3 separate regions of the Mus musculus genome follow, and regions 2 and 3 are each linked to region 1. Evidence: chromatin contacts called from ENCODE Hi-C or POLR2A ChIA-PET data. All regions are on one chromosome and are shown on one strand. The core of a region is the stretch at or near the end of the contact, and the rest is flanking DNA. Distances in the headings are between cores, read along the strand shown. Region 1 holds the start of Bms1 (BMS1, ribosome biogenesis factor). Region 2 holds the start of Zfp248 (zinc finger protein 248). Region 3 holds the start of Zfp9 (zinc finger protein 9).

The links. Hi-C counts contacts between places; a loop is a spot of excess contacts on that map. ChIA-PET counts read pairs that join two places held with the same protein, here RNA polymerase II (POLR2A).
Region 2: a map of left cerebral cortex shows a loop between it and region 1 (6-fold over the local background). The contact joins the promoter of Zfp248 here to the promoter of Bms1 in region 1. A Hi-C loop is called at or near these places in 3 of 37 maps with a recorded cell type or tissue (adrenal gland, heart and left cerebral cortex). POLR2A ChIA-PET finds 5 or more read pairs at or near these places in 2 of 5 experiments (Patski and embryonic stem cell).
Region 3: a loop to region 1 is called in a map of heart, with 6 times the contacts of the local background. The contact joins the promoter of Zfp9 here to the promoter of Bms1 in region 1. A Hi-C loop is called at or near these places in 1 of 37 maps with a recorded cell type or tissue (heart). POLR2A ChIA-PET finds 5 or more read pairs at or near these places in 2 of 5 experiments (both embryonic stem cell).

What each region holds. Positions count from the first base shown.
Region 1 is chr6:118,418,071-118,420,770 of GRCm38, reverse strand. It overlaps Bms1 (BMS1, ribosome biogenesis factor), which reads left to right and starts at 1,354. Exons shown (of 23, transcript NM_194339.1): 1 at 1,354-1,483; 2 at 2,154-2,362. The coding sequence starts at 2,187.
Region 2 is chr6:118,454,129-118,456,828 of GRCm38, reverse strand. Zfp248 (zinc finger protein 248) reads left to right here and starts at 1,323. Exons shown (of 6, transcript NM_028335.2): 1 at 1,323-1,413; 2 at 1,918-2,152.
Region 3 is chr6:118,477,833-118,480,532 of GRCm38, reverse strand. It overlaps Zfp9 (zinc finger protein 9), which reads left to right and starts at 1,260. Exons shown (of 6, transcript NM_011763.2): 1 at 1,260-1,327.

The DNA of each region.
Region 1 (2,700 bases), core at 105-2,604:
TATGGGTACCACCATTCCCTGGGCAAGTGATACTGTGCTATGTAAGAAAATAAGGCAAGCATAAGCCTAATGAGTGAGTTAGCAAGCACTATGGTGTCTGCCCTGAGTTCTTCCAGCGTTGGACTGTATGAGAAATTTCTCATAGGCCTCATTTGGTGGTTCAGCTAGGGGGATAGTTGCCAGGCAGGATGACCCTGTCACAGGTTGGGACTGAGGGCTGTTTGACTTGTTCAATAGACACCTCTGTCAGCCATTTGTCCTCAGTTTGCGATCTTACATTCCAATCCTTTTGTTGATGATAAAGGGCAATGTAGTCTTTTCTATAACTACTTCCTGCAGAAATTGGGGCGTTGCTCTGGAATGTGCAGAAAGGCTAGAATGATGGTCACTGGAATGATAGTCAAAGGATGGGGAGAGAGAAATAGGAGGGCCAACCTCACAAACTATCATTTGCTAAACCTTTGATTTTGTTTCATAATTTCCATATGAACCTTTAGAGCTGTTTTGTGTTGGTGTGCTATTAAAAGGTACAAAATGGGAGACTTTGAGGCAACTGAACCCATGTTCTTGGCTCATTGAGGTGAGAGCTGTGTTTTGCATGAACATGCTATTTTGTGGGAACCTGAATCCGTATTCCCAGGCCGCAGTCACTCTTATTTGGCGCAAGGAAAAAACCCTACTTCTTATTCTCCTTGAGATGAGCTCAGTTTTGAGTCCAGCATAACTGTAGCAAATAACCGGGACTGGGGGTTTGAGGGCTATTCCCCAGGACTGGACTGAGTCCTGGGGATGCAAGGCTGAGCACAGAGACACAAGACACACGACACACATAGCCACACATGCACACAAAATGGCAAGCTAAGACGTTTTCTGAAGAAAACGCCCTCTCCAGGAGCACAGAGGAGCACCCTGCCCTCAGCCCGTCGGTCCTGGCACAAGAGGGCAGCAGAGCGCTGAAAACCCGTGAGGACAGCTCTGGCAGCGGTGACAGGGAGCGGTAGCCTAGCGGATGGGGCGGCGGAATTCACAGCTTTCAAGTTGGGACTGGCGATGACTCGGGCGTCCTTCCAGCGTTCCTCTGCTACTCAAATAAGCGGGCCAGGGCCCAGCGCCGCGCGGATCCTCTGAAGCCAGGTCGCGCTGGCTGAGAGCCCGACTCTCAGAGTGGCTGGGACCCGAAGGAGAGGGCAGTCCGTGCGAAATCTGAAAGTGCGCTTGCGCAACCCTCAGCCAACCCAGAGCTTACTTCCGGCTTTCCCCTGAAAGTCGTCCGTCCACGGGTTCCTTTTTTTCCCCTCTTCTTTGCTCGTTTCCCTCCGACGGGTACAAGCAGAAGGACAGTTTCCGCTTCCGGCGTCGTGCTTGCGGGCTGGAGCGGTTGCTGCCGTGAGTCCGAGTGCTTTCGCGAGCCCCGTCGGCTTCCCGGTTCGGTCGGTCCTCGACCTCCCGACAGGCTGCTCCCAGGCTGCGTCTGGGCTGGAAGGCAAGTTTCTCGGCCGCCGGAGAGGTGCTCCCGGGAGTGTGGAGGGCGTGGGTTCGTGCAGTGCTGGATGGGGAGCGGGTCACTCGAGCAGGGAGGGCTCCTGCCCAGCTCGGCTGCGTGTTCTTCTCCCAGCAAAAATAGATCACCGGGAGGGGAAAATGTGCTTCCTCCAGGAGCTGAGAGGCGAGTCTGCTCAGCACTGTTCGGATGTCTTAAACTTGTATGTTTGTTTTCGTTTTAAGTTAAAAGGACACTTCAGCCTAAGCTACCTAGAATAGTAGGCACTAGTCACGTGCGACTAAGTTTAAAATTAATTTAAACTTAAGATAGTTTTCAGTTTCCGAAGGTACGCTTGAAATTCTCTGTAACCACGTGTAGTTCACAAGGCTTCTGTACTGAGAACAGCAGGTAGGATGTATTTCTGTCATTACAAAAAATGAGCACTGTCGAAATGGCTTCAACATAAAACATAAGAAGGATAGTGTTGGTGCTGCTAACTCTTATACTTTATGGCGTAAGAAAGGGACGTGAATTTGAAGATACTGGCTAAACATTTTCTACCTCCATTCAATGAACAAATACATCAGCACTTAAGTAAATTAAATTACTGCCCTCCTGTGTTACCCTGATTATAATTGATTACCACCACCGTCCTCCCTGTTCCGTGTAGGTAAGACTTATTTGTAGTAGATAAATAGCCACCATGGAGACCAAGGACCACAAGAAACATAGGAAGAAGCACAGTGGGCCTAAAGCTGAGAAGAAAAAGAAACGGCACCTGCAAGACCTACAGCTTGGAGATGAAGAGGATGCCCGGAAGAGAAACCCCAAAGCTTTCGCAGTGCAGTCAGCTGTGCGGATGGCGAGGTCCTTTCACAGGTGTGTTTACCTGGGGTTAGTGGGTCTTCCCTTAAGTACTGGGAGCCTCTCCCAGATGGCATTTGCCTTGTGAGTCTTAACTCAGGTCTGAAGGACGTAGGCATGCCATAGTAGGCATGCCGTATGGCTTTTCCTAAAATGTCAGAGCTCTGTCAAAGAAACATTTTCCCTCTAACACCTGCCCTTTGCCTTTCCCCACTTTTTTCTTTGTTTTCTTTCTTTCTGTCCTTCTTTCTTTCTTGTCCAAGAAGAAGAATTTACACAATTTAGATCACACACAAAAAAATCTCCTAAACTTTGCATATCTCCATGGCAGTTAAAGTGTTGGTGGTTCCCCC
Region 2 (2,700 bases), core at 74-2,573, 36 kb before region 1:
TCAGCACTAGGGTTGTGGCTTCTCTCTCTTTTATCCAGAGAATATTCATGATGATGATCTTTTAGTTTAGACTACTTTCCAGGATTTTATATAAATTTGTTTCACATTCACAAACTAATTAGTTAGTTAAAATATTACATAATTTTCCCCTTCCCTGTCCTCCCTTCTACCTCTACCCTATATCTAACTCCCCTTTCTCCACAGCCTTTTTTCTTTAACCACTCTTTTTACACACACACACACACACACACACACACACACACACACACACACACAAATAGAAACTTCTGCATCCCTCAGTGTTGCCTGCAGGTGTATGCCTTTGGGGACTGACTGACCACTTGGTATTGGACAACAACTCATGGGGCTCACCCCTGGGGAAGACTAATTCTCTCTCTCTCTCTCTCTCTCTCTCTCTCTCTCTCTCTCTCTCTCTCTCTCTGTGTGTGTGTGTGTGTGTGTGTGTGTGTGTGTGTAGTTGCTGATTGTCTGCAATTCTTCATCTTGGGATGCCAGGAGAGAAGCGAGGCCTATAGCACGAGGCTAGTGAGATCATGAATCTTATAGGAAACCCTACCACTGCCACTGTCCCAAAGTAGCACAATTCATAACTACATTCCCTATACGTATCATTATACCCACAGGTAAGCGTAGCTCTCATCCCTTAACAAAGACATTCTTTTTACAGCAGTTAGAGACCATTACCGAAGGACACACCTTGTCAAAATACAGTGAGCAACTGAGGGAAGAGTTCTCAGCCCAACTGATATAACACTCCTCCACCTAAGGCTCGAGCAATGCTGCAGAAGACCTGGTAGAGATTTTAAGAGCCAGAGGATAGGGAAGTCTGATGTGAGATTGTGTCTTGTAGCTAGGACAGGGAAGCCACGCCTATGAAATCTCAGCAAAGTGACCAAGTCCTGAACTATTCCAACACCAGTTGACATTCCAACATAATTTTTAACACATCTTTCCTTCTTTTTGAGTGTAGAAAATATATTAATTTGATCCCCAGTCCCCAGGGTAGTGACAGAAGGCTGGCGCTAGATAGAATAAAGATACAGAAAACTGTCGCGGTGTACCAGAAAGTCCCATCCTGGGAAATGAGTCTGACAAGGTCGTGTTTACACTGCAAACACCTTTACTTCTTACATAAAGTAACCCTGGTTTCTAGACGCCTTCAACAGCATCATTTTACAATACAGAGTGAGACAGGAGCTGACTCCGTTTTCCAGGCAACAGTCCTTCTTCCAACACTGGACGTGGAGACCCCACTACGAGCACCGTTGGGCGCACCGCCCCTTCCTCTGCGCATGCGCAAACTGCAGTCCTGCTCCTGGTCCATCCGTGGCCTCGCGTACCTCCTGGGAAACAACTCCTGGCCTTCGGCACGGTGCACTGCAGGAGCGGCGGGTGAGCCTTAGACAGCATCAAGGGCGGAGGGTTCTGGGAGCTCGGGCCATCCTGGTCGCTGTTGGCAGCAACCAGGGACCAGCGGGGTGGAGGGCTGTATGGGGAAACGCCGGGGTGCGCTGGGACTCCATGGCTCGGGCTTGCGGGATCCGGATAGTCCCGCACTTCTGCAGAGCTAATCTAGGGCCTCTAGCTCGTGCTACGCCTGCGCATTTTGCCCACTAGGCGGGGAAGATGCGGGGTGGTTGGGCGGAACCCTGAGGAGTTGACTCACGCATGGCGCGAGCGTGACGCGGTGACGCATCCGTTCTCTGGCTGCTGGGGCTAGATGCTGGGATGTGGGGGGCGAGCGGGTAAGCCAGGTCCCGAGTGAATGAATTACTGGGACAGAATAACCTACCCGAGACTCGGTTTCCTTTTGTGCACAGTGTGACTATTACGAATACTTGCTGCAATTTTCTTTTCTTTTCTTTTTTCTTTTTCTTTTTTTTTTTTATTTTTAAGCTACTACTAGGGAGCCCACCCTCGCAGGGGGCCTTTGGACTGGTCCCTAGGGCGCAGTGTTTGGAGTGGAAGAGGAAAGTGGTTAGCTAGCCACCAAACCTCCTGCCCCCTCACACACCCGGGATCCCAGTTCTGAATTTGGTTCTCGCTCATGTGTTTTGTGAAAATGACAGTGTCCTGAAACCATGGAAGACTGTGTGCTCGCCGAAAGTCTGGGACAAGTTTAAGGAGAGAGGTGAGCTGGAGTTGAGAGAGATGGGTGCATACAGGCTGCACATGGAATGCTAGTTCTTGGAAAACGATTGGGAGTGAAAGGCTCACAGGTCCGGAATTGCTATCACTGCCCCTACCTCCACATCTTATGCATCCCTCCTACCTGGTTAACTGTGGAGAGGCGGTCCCTTAGACTCTTGACTCATGTGAAGGTGGCATGTAGGGACACGCTTGCTATTATGGCCATATGTTTCCATCGGACAGTAGTGTAGGTGGGTCCTGAGAATCTCAACATCTTGCAGGTTTTTAGTGACACAACCGGGGCCTGCAGATGGCTGTATATTTTGTCTCTTTGAGGTGCAAGTTTCTTATCAAGCGATCGTTTTGAGAATTGTAAGCAAGCAACTTGGAATGTAAGCAAATACATTTTGAAATTTTTATCTTGCCTTAAAAGCCCCGTTCATTTCCTTGACTTACCTGACTTCAAGGGATTAATGGTGTTAGATTTAACAAAACCTCCTGATTCCCACCGCTGTCTCCGCACTCCCTCATTTTCCTTGATCATCAGTC
Region 3 (2,700 bases), core at 11-2,510, 60 kb before region 1:
GATCAGATGCCCCCTTCTGGCTTCATCATGCATGTCTCCCACATGATACACAGACATGCAGGCCCAAACCCATATACACAAAATAAAACAGCCCCGGGAAGCAGCTTGCACGTTGGAAAAGGAAATTTGGGGTGCCCTAAGTCTATGTTCCAGGACCATCATTATGTTCAGTTCACAATAACCCCTTAGAGTTATCCCCTTAGAGGCAAGAGCTGTGTTTCTGTGCCAACAATACCTTTATCCTGAACCTTGCAGGCTGTTTGGTCCCCTTGTCTCTTAAGTTGGCCTTTTGAGGACCAGTCAATGAGTCTGAGTCCTTATGGCTGCCCGGGGCTCAGTCGTTGATCTTAAAAGCTCTGGCACCATATATGCTATATGTATACATTTATGTGTAAAAATTGTAACTTTCGTATGAAGAATGTAATATTTCCATATTTCTAAGGTTAGTACAGTGCGGACTAAAGTTATGGCCAAGGACATATACAAGTTGTTTTACATATTCAGGACATCGTTCTTAGTGAGAGGATAAGAATGGCATTCTGCATCGGTAGGATACAACTTTAAAAATTTGGCCAGGGGGAGGCGGGGACTAACATGTAGGGCACTTTACTTGGTGTATTCTTTTGGTTTATATATACTGTACATATTTTTTTAGTTTCTCGCGTTTCGTGTTATCGTTTACATAGTTTTGAAAGGTAGTAATCCTAAGACAAAATTGCAAGCTCCTTGGATGTAAACTTCAAGTATTTAAGCTACCCCACCGTACACACTGCGCACCCTCTGACGGCCTTCTGTCTAACTCCGCAGGGTGCCCATTGCTTGTTCAATCATCCCCTTAAAGATCAGGCCTTAGGGAAGCAGCGCAGCGCTCAACAGTGAGGTACTCAGAGCCAAACTTCATAACGTGATCACACACGGAGTCATCGCGGAGGCTTCTGGAAAGCGTAGTCCAGAAAGGAGGGCCGTTAGGCGCATGGGCAGAGCCCTCGCCTGTCAGCTGAGGAACTTTTGTCCTTCGTCTTGCGGGGGACACCGAGCCCCGCGGCATCCCCCGATTTGAGGGGTTCTCCGATTGCGGCGGGCGGGCGGGCGAGCGAGCACGCGATCCTGTGGGGCGGCGGCGGGAGGAGCGCGCTGGGCGGGCTGAGGAGGGGAGGGGAGGGGAGGGAAGGGGAGGGGAGAGGAGGGGACATCAGCGGGAGGCAGGCGGGTCTGAGCCACCGCCCGGGTGACGTGGCACCCACTCGCCTTGTCCTCCCGCCACGTCGGCGTCCTCCCGCTTCTCAGCCATCCCCGGGCATCTGCAGCGGAGGCCGCTGTCACCGAGGTGAGAATCGCTCAGGGCGCACGGAGCAGGGCAGTCTTGCAGAGTGCTGTGGAACAAGCAGGGCGGGCTGCTGCTTTTCCAGCAGAGCCAGGTCCTTTCATCTGGGCCCCTCAAAGCTGTTCACAGAGGCTGTTTGGTTTACCCAGTACCTGCGGGTGGTCGTAATCCTCTATTGTTTAACTCTGCCGGGCTTGTCTCTTCCACGCAGTCCTGTCTGCGTCTGCTTTCCGTGCAGCCGCTGAGGACACAGCCTTGAAGCATACTTGATCATACCTGGAGTCTTCTATTCCTAAAACTCCTCCAGCCTCCTCTGGATCCCTTAGTGTGAGAGATTAATTAAGGCTCTCCCTCCCCATATCCCTCAGCTATCCTTTGTTAGACTGTTGAACAGTTATTTGGAAGTACAGTATTGCTTTTTAAAAAAAGGTCTTTCAGTATTAAATTTTCCTGAGAATCTGGGAATTATATACACTCACCCTCTAAGGGAATAGAAGTAAAACAGATTGGGGGTGGGGTGTCGATCTGGCCTTGGAGCTCCAGACTAGTTTGGAGCTGTTGAAACTCCTGCCTCAGCCTCCAGGATGCTGGGTTTACAGGTGTGTGCCACCCCGTCCAGCAGAGACAGATCTAAAAGATGAGAACTGTTGTTCATTTGTGTTCTCTGTTACGAAGGAGATTTCCTAAGGCTGATGATTGGCGCATTTGTATCTGGCCTTATACATTAGGCCTTTGGTATGCACCCGGCTGACTGGAATTAAGCATTTGGTTTTTTGTTTGTTTGTTTTTGTTTTTAATCTATATACACGATATACCTTTTTAGGGAATATGGTACTAAAACTGTTGTCTAATTAATTAATGACTTTATTTATGTATTTATTTGAAATAATGTCTCACTATGTAGTCCAAGCTGGTCTAGCTCTCGTTCTATAGCTTAAACCAGCCTTAATCTTGCTATCTGCCTGCCTCGGCCTTTACAGTGCTGGGGCTAGAAGTGTGCCTCACTCCATGTGGCTTCAAATTGCTATTTTTGAAGGTAATTTTGTTTCAAAGCTTCATTTGTTTCAAAGCTAGATTTGGCAGCCATGCAACAGTTCATTAAGATGTAATTTAATTTCACCCCACCCCCCTGTTTCAGCCTGTTTTGAGAGGCCAGTCAATTACAGGGATCTAAACCTGTTGTGTGGCTGTCAAGGCTTGACCGGAGGCTGCACAGAGGGTTATTCACCATGATTTAATTCCTTTCACTTTAAGAATAATAGCATTGAAACTAAGTCCCAATGCCGGTAGCAGACATAGCAACAGAACCAAAAGGAATCATATATAAGAGAAAATGGATCACATGTAAGGTTCTTGAAGAAGTGCTCCGTTTTCTT